2 separate regions of the Homo sapiens genome follow, and region 2 is linked to region 1. Evidence: read pairs that join two places in POLR2A ChIA-PET (ENCODE). Cell type or tissue: PC-3. All regions are shown on one strand. Links, peaks and the distances in the headings refer to the core of each region. The heading gives the core; the rest is flanking DNA. Region 1 has its middle 47 kb from the start of KCNC4. Region 2 has its middle 6.4 kb from the start of GSTM5.

Evidence for each region. Peaks named below come from ENCODE experiments on the same cell type or tissue, not always from the same donor. Only the 100,000 strongest peaks of a DNase experiment are listed, where the experiment ranks them.
Region 2: POLR2A ChIA-PET joins it to region 1 with 6 read pairs; 2 of 35 experiments call an interaction of 5 or more read pairs at or near these places.

Annotation. Positions count from the first base shown.
Region 1 is chr1:110,254,890-110,259,279 of GRCh38, forward strand. It overlaps a transcript of KCNC4 not described here. Among named protein-coding and RNA genes, the nearest start is that of KCNC4, 47 kb to the left of the region's middle. In PC-3, for the core only: no CTCF peak of the experiment used is centred there; no DNase peak of the experiment used is centred there; H3K27me3 peaks cover 577 bases.
Region 2 is chr1:109,703,650-109,708,039 of GRCh38, forward strand. No RefSeq gene overlaps it. Among named protein-coding and RNA genes, the nearest start is that of GSTM5, 6.4 kb to the right of the region's middle. In PC-3, for the core only: no CTCF peak of the experiment used is centred there; a DNase peak (open chromatin) is centred at 1,942.

The DNA.
Region 1 (4,390 bases), core at 294-4,293:
CAATGCCATTCCAGTCCATTCCATTCCATTCAATTCCGTATTAGCTCACCACCTACTATGTTCTGGAAAGGGTGCCAACATTATAAGTAAAATAATCTTCAAGTTGATGAAACTCACTGCATAGCATAGGAGACATCCAAGTATATACAGATAGCATTTCTGGACTTGCAGAGATGATTCTCATTTAAGACATTTGGTAAACTCTGGTGAGAGCAGGGAACATACACTCTCTTTTATTCACCCCTGTAATCCCAGTGCCTGGCACAGAGCCTGGAGCAGAGTAGGTGCTTAATAGATGGTTGGCAAATGAGCAAATGCCTAGATCGTCGGAGTTGGACAAACAAGTTCCCTAGAGCTCTGCAGGGAGTTAAGATTCAATGTGCTCTCTGTTGGCCGTCCCCCTGGAACCCCCTGGTTTCCTCTCAGGAGGTCCTCTTCACTTCACCGTCTTCTCTCCAGCTCACCCCTTCACACTTAGGCTCTGCAGTTTTGCATTCAACACCCTACTCCATGTCCCCAGGCACAAGTTGCCAAAGATAACTAATATTAGCAGGTTAGAGTCAGCACAGATATACTTTAAGATGCTTAGCGGGGCTGGAGAGTCCTAGACAGAGCCGGGTGTATTTTTAGCTCTTTGGGTATCTGGAAAGGTATTGAGATGCAGTCATTGCTACAGACACCCAGGCAAATCAGTATTCTGCTACTGGCCTCCCCATACCAGGCAGTTTCCATTCAGTGTCTCAAAAGCAAGGGTTGCCATGGAGACTGAGTGCCAGGACAACCGAACTTCCTCTCAGGAAACAACAGCACAGGTGGAGCTCTGGGCCAATGGGGATCAAGAAGCTTCTCAGATGGCCACAGCTTTCTCTCCTGAAGGCAAACGATGGCAGAGGTCCCTGGCACCCTCAGAAGGGGTCAGCCAGAAGATGGAGGACACTGTCTCTGGAACTTCATTCAGGGAGGGGTTGATTCTATTTCTCACTCACACTTGCTGTGGACTGCTTTAGTTCTCTTCCTGGCCCTTCCTTCCACAAAGGGATTTGGCCACCCAAGAAGCAGTCTAGAAGCTGCTCAGGGAGGAAGGTGGCAGGGCCATTTTGCAGTAGAGGCTAGTTCTGGCAAACACCTAGAACACAAGCTCTGCAGGAGGCTGGGGGAGGCCATGTCAGTCCTGCAGCCATTAGAATTACAGTAGCCCACTCTTCTGGGTGGCACTGTACAGGACCATCTTATCCTATTCTTGCTATCATCTGGGGAAGCAGCCAAGACAGGTGGCATGATCTCCACTTTCCTCCTGCATTCGACAAACATTTCCTGTGTACCTGACATGTTAGACAAGCGAGATGAAAACCCAAGGCTCCAAGAGGCTATGAAACCCACCTACAGTTACAAAGCTATTAAGGGTGGAACCAGAAGAGCACCCAGATCTCTCCAGTCCCTAGATTCAGAGGGATATGAGCCCAAAGAATCTGTTAGAGAATATTTACTGTGACCCTCACACTTCAGAGAAAATAAACTGAGGCCCCGAAAGAACACATAACTTGGTCACTCAGAACTTGTAGTGGAGCAAGGCCAAGATTCTTTTGCCCAGTCTTCTCATCACCCGTAGCTCTTCCCAGATATTCCAGCTTTTACTGGACATCACGCTGTGTCAGGCAGTGGATCAGCTAACAATTACATTTAGTTGTGATTAATGAAGACCTGACCACAATGACTTAAACAGGGGCTTACGTCTCACTCATAAAAGTCCAGAGGCGACGGAGGCCTTGCTCGCTCCAGGCCCGGTCACAGTGGTTGTAGTGGAAGAAAGACAAGTCTGCAGTGGACGGGAAGCGCCGTCACGCCCCGGTATTACAAGGACAAGCTGAAGGAGGACCTGGGCGTGTGTCTGTTGCAGTCCAACTGTGTGGTCCAGGAAGGAAAATCCCCTCTGCAGTGTTTGAAGGAAGGATACTGCAAAGCTTTGAAATACTCATTTTTTGAGTATAAAAGATCAGTGTTGGATACCAGGTCAAGAATCAGAGGAAGAAAGGGATATTGATACATTATGTTGAAGCCAAGATGAAAACAACAAAGGATTTTCTCTGGTTATTAACACAAAGAAGCCAAAACAGGAAACATACTTTTTACTACATCTGTTTGGTTGGACCAGTTTTCCCCTCCATGGAACACTGAAGAAAATGAATGAGTTCTGTTTTTGAATATGTATAAAGTAAATGATTCTCTTGATCCAAGTTATTTTTAGAAGAAAAACCTAATTAAACAGTTATGGGTTGGGAGCATAATAAATGTGTTTTCAGAATTGTTCTAAAGCACAGAGAATGGAAAGATTGTTATTTGCAAACTTGACTCTTCAATTGAATTACACAATTTGTACAGGCCACTGATGTGACTGACACAGTTGATAACATGGAGCCTGTCCAGAAGACGTCAGTTGGGAAAGTTTAGGGTAAAACTTTTTCTTTAGTTCAGTCTTTCCTGTCTAGTTCTAAAATAAATTGTGTTTGATTCCCTCCCCTGCCGCAAAAAAAAAAAAAGTCCAGGGACCGGGTGCGGTGGCTCACGCCTGTAATCCCAGCACTTTGGGAGGCCAAGGCGGGTGGATCACGAGGTCAGGAGATCGAGACCATCCTGGCTAACATGGTGAAACCCTGTCTCTACTAAAAATACAAAAAAAAAAAATTAGCCAGGCAAGGTGGCGGGCGCCTGTAGTCCCAGCTACTCGGGAGGCTGAGGCAGGAGAATGGCGTGAACCCAGAAGGTGGAGCTTGCAGTAAGCCGAGATCGCGCTACTGCACTCCAGCCTTGGCAACAGAGCGAGACTCCGTCTCAAAAAAAAAAAAAAAAAAAAAAGTCCAGAGGCAGGTGTTCCAGGGCTGGTATGGCAGCTCTAACCAAGTCATCAGGGATGCAGCTTTCTTCTAGCTTTCTGCATCACTGACTTTTGCACACAGCTTTAATCCTAAAATGTCCAAGACTACAGCTGGTGTGTTAGCCATCACATCCATATTTCAGGCAGGAAAAGTGAGAACAGAAAGGAACAAAAGGACATGACATGCATGCCTGACCTGTCTGCCCCGTTAGGAGTCTTTCTGCAATCCCATCCAAGTTCTACTTATAATCCTTTCGCACTTGCCAGTAAGGGAGGTTAAGAAATGTTGTCTTTTACCTGGGCACATTGCTATGCTAAATGGATTTGAGCTTGTGGTAGGAATGAAGAATGATATTGGGAGCAACCAGAAATTTCTGCCATAGACACTTTCCTAGGCACTAAATGGAGATACTATTCATATATCTAGAATCTGTATCTAGATTTGTATTTCTCCTAAGATTTATGAAGGGTTTTTGTTTCCTGCTTCTTTTTTTTGAGACGGAGTCTTGCTCTTTTGCCAGGCTGGAGTACAGTGGCGTGATCTCGGCTCACTGCAACCTCCGCCTCCTGGGTTCAAGCGATTCTCCTGCCTCCGCCTCCTGAGTAGCTGGGACTACAGGCACACGCCACCATGCCCAGCTAATCTTTGTACTTTTAGTAGAGACGAGGTTTCACCACATTGGCCAGGATGGTCTCGATCTCTTGACCTCATGATCCGCCCGCCTCAGCCTCCCAAAGTGCTGGGATTACAGGGGTAAGCCACAGTGCCTGGCCATTTCCTGCTTCTTAAAATTGTTCTATACTTTCTAAATTTTCTTCAGCGTGTATGTGTTGATTTCACAATGAGAGAAAAACACCCATCCATCCTCCTTCAAATCATTCACACAGATGACTATTAACCCTGCCCAGAGTCACCTAGGCTATGCTGCTTTTACGAGGAAGGCACAAAAATTCTTAAAACAGGATTTGAGCAAAATATCAATTCTGTTCAGCTTGAATGAAATCTACCATATCACCCTATGAGGAGGCATGGAGCAGAAGTGGTGAATCCTCCAAGGCACTGATGAGAATCACAGCTTCATGCACAGCCAGCTCCCCAGCCCTCAGCCTCCCCTCCTCCTGCTCCCATCTCCTCTTGTCTGGGAGTACCTCCCACACAAGGTCTTCTCCACGCTGAAATCCAATGCCCTCAGGGGCTTCTGGGCTGCATGCCCATCTGGACTCAGAGCTGAATAGCAGGGGTGGATGCTGTGGCTCTGTGGGTAAGGCTCAGCCTTTGCACAGCCTGTCACAGATGGCTCTGTTTATTTGTGAATCGGAGGTATCCTCCTCAAGCACCCAGAAGGTAGGTCAAGGACCTGGAGGAGTCTCCTTTTCCCCACAGTAAGCCAAAGGCTGGGCCCAGGCATCCTGACCCCTACTGTCCCCAAGGAAATTGTTCAGGAATGAATCGTAGGCCAGCTCAGCATGTGACTAGGGCACACGGGGAACCCACCGGAACACTTTCTCTCAGTGTGC
Region 2 (4,390 bases), core at 325-4,324, 550 kb before region 1:
GTGCACCAACATGGTTTTCTTTTTCCTAAGTGCATGTGGGAACCTGATTCCCTTTGGTAGGTGTGGAGAAACGATCATCAGTCCAGTCCTCAGAAACGCTTGTTCGGCTCCCTGATGATTGGTGAATTTTCTATGTATTGTCTCGGGTAACTATGGGTCACATGGAGTCTAAATATTATGCTTATCTCTGCTATATTAAACTCCTGTTAAAACAGGGTGGAGTTTGGGTGCCCATGGAAAATATGGTCACCCTATTCAGGGTGTTGGAAGAACACTGTCCTTGGTTTCCTGAAAAGGGAAAATTAGATGTGGAACTATGGGATCGCGTTGGTGCAAAATTCCAGGAACTGATCCCATCAGGAAATTATGTTCCCTTCACTGTTTGGGGTGATTGGGCCTTGGTATGTGCCATCCTAACGACATACCAATCCCGTGACCCCCTGCAGTTACCACAGTTTTCTGAATCTGGCGACCTTCTACCTCTTCCACAGCTTTCCTCTCCCACTCGGGCTTCATTATCTGCTCAGCCTCTCCCTTCGCCTACTCCTCCCCCACCTAACGATATTGAGGATTCAATATCTAACTCCGGTGACTTTGGCTTAATGTCACCCCCGATGGTCTTATTTCTTTTCATGAAGACCTGATACTTGTAGCTCCCATGGCCCTGACTCGGACAGCTCTGCACCATATCTATGCTAACTCTTCCCTTTTCAAATCTTTGCAGGCTTTGCCTCCAGAGCCATCTAATGGCTCCAGACCAAACTACAATTTACCTGTAATTCTGCAGGCCCTCCCCCACCGCAGCCCCTCACCCTCCTGTCATTTCGGTCCCTCAACCAGTCACTTTGCCATTCACTCAACCTGCTTCTCTGTACCCTTCTTCACACATGGACGCCCCTGCCACTCTGGTTGCACAGGATTTCCCAATAATCACCAGTATGCTTCTGTCTCTTCTGCTCCCCCAATGCCCCTTTCTCACACTCTCATACTGGTCTGACCTCCTGAACCTCAGTTTCCCTTATCTACACATACTTTTACTGTCACTTCTATGCCAACTCCATCTCATGTGCCTGCTCTTGAAACTTCCATGCAATGCTTATTACGCCAGAACAAAGAAACAAGTGGATTAGAGGTGTGGGCTTATCCGGTCACGCTGGAACCTCCCAATGCTCAAGGGGTACAAATGCGTTGATATGCACTGCTCAATCTTACCTTTTCAAAAGAATTCAAGGATGCTTGTGCTCAGTATGGTCCTGCTTCTCCATATGTTAAAATGGCATTACAGACTCTTTGTACTGAGGTCATTTTGCTTCCTTCAGAATGGGACCTTTTGGCGAAAGCTGTTCTAACTCCATCTCAGCATTTACAATTCTGTACCTGGTGGTCAGAGGAGGCCCGTCTGCAGGCTCAGCTAAATTGGGTTGATGGCATTCTAATTACTCAGGCTCAGCTCACAGGCTCTGATAATCACTCTGACACTACCGCCCAATTAGACTTTGACGCTCTCACCACGGAACAAGTAACAAAGTTGTGTATGAGAGTTTGGGATAAACTAGGTGCCCCAGGCCAAGCTCCTGTTTCTTTTACTACTGTTAAACAGGGTCGCAGTGAATTACATCCTGATTTTTTGGCTAAATTACAAGATGCTGTTCAAAATCTGTCTCTGATGATTACGCTCAAGGTATTCTCCTTCATATGTTAGCTTTTGAGAATGCGAACCATGAGTGTAAAGTGGTCATGCGTTCTGTCTAATGACAAAATTTACCTGATCACGAGGTGTGCCTGCATATATTAAAGCTTGTGAAAGCATTGGATCAGAGACCCACAAAGCTATTCTGTGGGCACGGGCCATGAAGGATGGCAATCAAACTGGCTTGACTGAATTCTTTTCTTGGAGCCTGCTATAATTGTGGTCAACTTCATCATACCCAAAAAAATTGCACTGTTAAAAGCGGCCAAGCCAGCTCAACAAACATGGCCAAATGCTCCTGCTACTGTTTGCCCTCATTGTCGTAAAGGTAAACACTGGGCAAGTACTTGCCACTCTAAGTCTGATATAGATGGCAATCCCTTGCCACAGAACCAGGGAAATGGGAAGCAGGGCCAGTCCCAGGCCCCAGTATCAAATGGGACACCTCAGACTCAGACCAATATTGTGTTTCTGCTTCAAGCGGTCCCAATACAGCCCCCAGCACAAGCAAATTTACCTACAGCCAACCCAGATGGGTCCCAGTCGCTTCTTCTGTCTCAGTACAATGCTTGTCTACCTCCACAGTAGGGGGCAGGGCGGTCAATCTCTGTAGTACCACTCCTCTAAATTTACTACCGAATTCTTTGCCTTTAATTGTCCCCACGGGGGCCACTGGCCCTTTACCTCAAGGTTTGGTGGGCCTGGTGTTAGGTAGGGCATCCACCTCTGCTAAAGGTATCATAGTTCATACTGGTCTCATTAATTCTGATTCCTCTGATGAGATTAAAATAATCGTGTCTGCCAAGGTTCCTGTTTCCATTCCGGCCAGTGAGTCAATTGCTCAACTACTTTTACTACCTAATATTGTTTTAAACAAAGGAGATAAGACAGGGGGCCCTGGGATGGGCTCTGGCGGTGAAAAAGCCGCTTATTGGATTAAAGTAATTTCTAAACAACAGCCCACCTGCACCATACATATTAAAGGAAAAAAGTTTGAGGGCCTAGTAGATACTGGGGCTGATGTTTCTATTATTTCCTCTAATTTATGGCCTTCTTCCTGGCTTAAACATCCCACTAACATGGGACTAGTAAGGGTTGGAAAAGCTGATGAAGTTCACCAAAGCACATTTATCTTGCCTTGCACTGGGCCTGATGGTCAAAAGGGAACAATTCAGCCTTATATCATGCCAATCCCCATTAATCTTTGGGGTAGATATTTGCTGGAACAATGGGGGGCTGAAATTAATATTCCACATAACTCTTCTCGTGCTCCCAGTCAACATATAATGGAAAACGTGGGGACTGTTCCTGGACTCAGTCTCGGTCCAAAACATGAAGGAATTACTAAATTCCTTTATGGTTTAAAAGCATAATTTAACCACTCCCCACTCCCAATTCCATTTAGCATTGTTTACTTTAAACTTTCTAAATGTTCCTAAAGACAATACTCTGACTGCAGCCGAACACCATTATACAGGCAAAAAATTCTCCCTAAATGAAAGCAAGCCAGTGTTATGGAAAAACTCCCAGACAAATACCTGGGAACCTGGAACAATTATAATGTGGGGAAGAGGGTATGCTTGTGTTTCACCAGGAGATCATCAATCCCCTGTCTGGGTGCCCACTAGAAGACTTTAACTTCGTGTGAATACTGACAATGAAAAACACAGGGAAGAGATGTCCACGTCAGAGACTGCCCTCATACCTGGTGAGATCTGTGCCAACTCCTCAAAAACTGGCACACCAAATCAAAATGGATCTCATTCAATCCTCCCTAATGGCAACAGAGACCCCTCTAACTAATCCCACTTCTCCTAATTACCTTTCTTTTTCTCCTTACAAACCTGAAAATCTCACCATTTCTATTAGCCTGAAAATAACATCCCTCTGTTCTTCTCTTCCTCCTTCAGCACTGGATCTCGCTTACAATAGGTTTTATTTAATAATTCTACTCCTTATACTTTCTGTCTCACCAGTTTCCCCTCACACTGATTTGCCTGCTACACAAAATTATTCTTATTGGGCTTATGTGCCTTTTCCTCCACTTATTCGACCTCTCACCTGGATGAATGCTCCTGCGGAAATCTACACTAACGATAGTGTGTAGATGCCTGGAGCTATAGATGACCATTGCCCTGCTCAACCAGGAGAAGAAGGCACTGCATTTAATGTTACTATGGGTTATAAATACCCTCCTCTGTGCCTCGGACATGCAACTCGTTGTATCCATCTAGAAACTCAAGTCTGGGCTGCTTATCTTCTGGAGAGATTAGCTACAGGAAAATGGGGACATTTGGTCTCCGGCCTCTCCCTTTGTCCTTTAAGACAAATGAAAAGGGGAGTAATAGGAGATACCCCATACTTTCAATATAAACCTGTAGGAAAACTATGTCCTAAAAATTTTGAGGGCCCATCTAAAACTTTAATTTGGGGAGATTGTGTTAACTCACATGCAGTAGTATTAAAAAATGACTCATATGCTTTAGTAATAGACTGGGCACCAAAGGGCTATTTAAAAAACACTTGCTCCTCTGGGGGAGGGGAATTCCTGGAGGCTACTTATTTTATTTCTTATTGGGAGGACGAGGATCATCATCCTACTTTGCATAGGTGGTTCGGCTCATTCTTTACCTTAAAATGGGAAGATAAGGACATTACCCTCCACCCCCAAGGCCTTGTATGATATTCCCCATTCTGAGC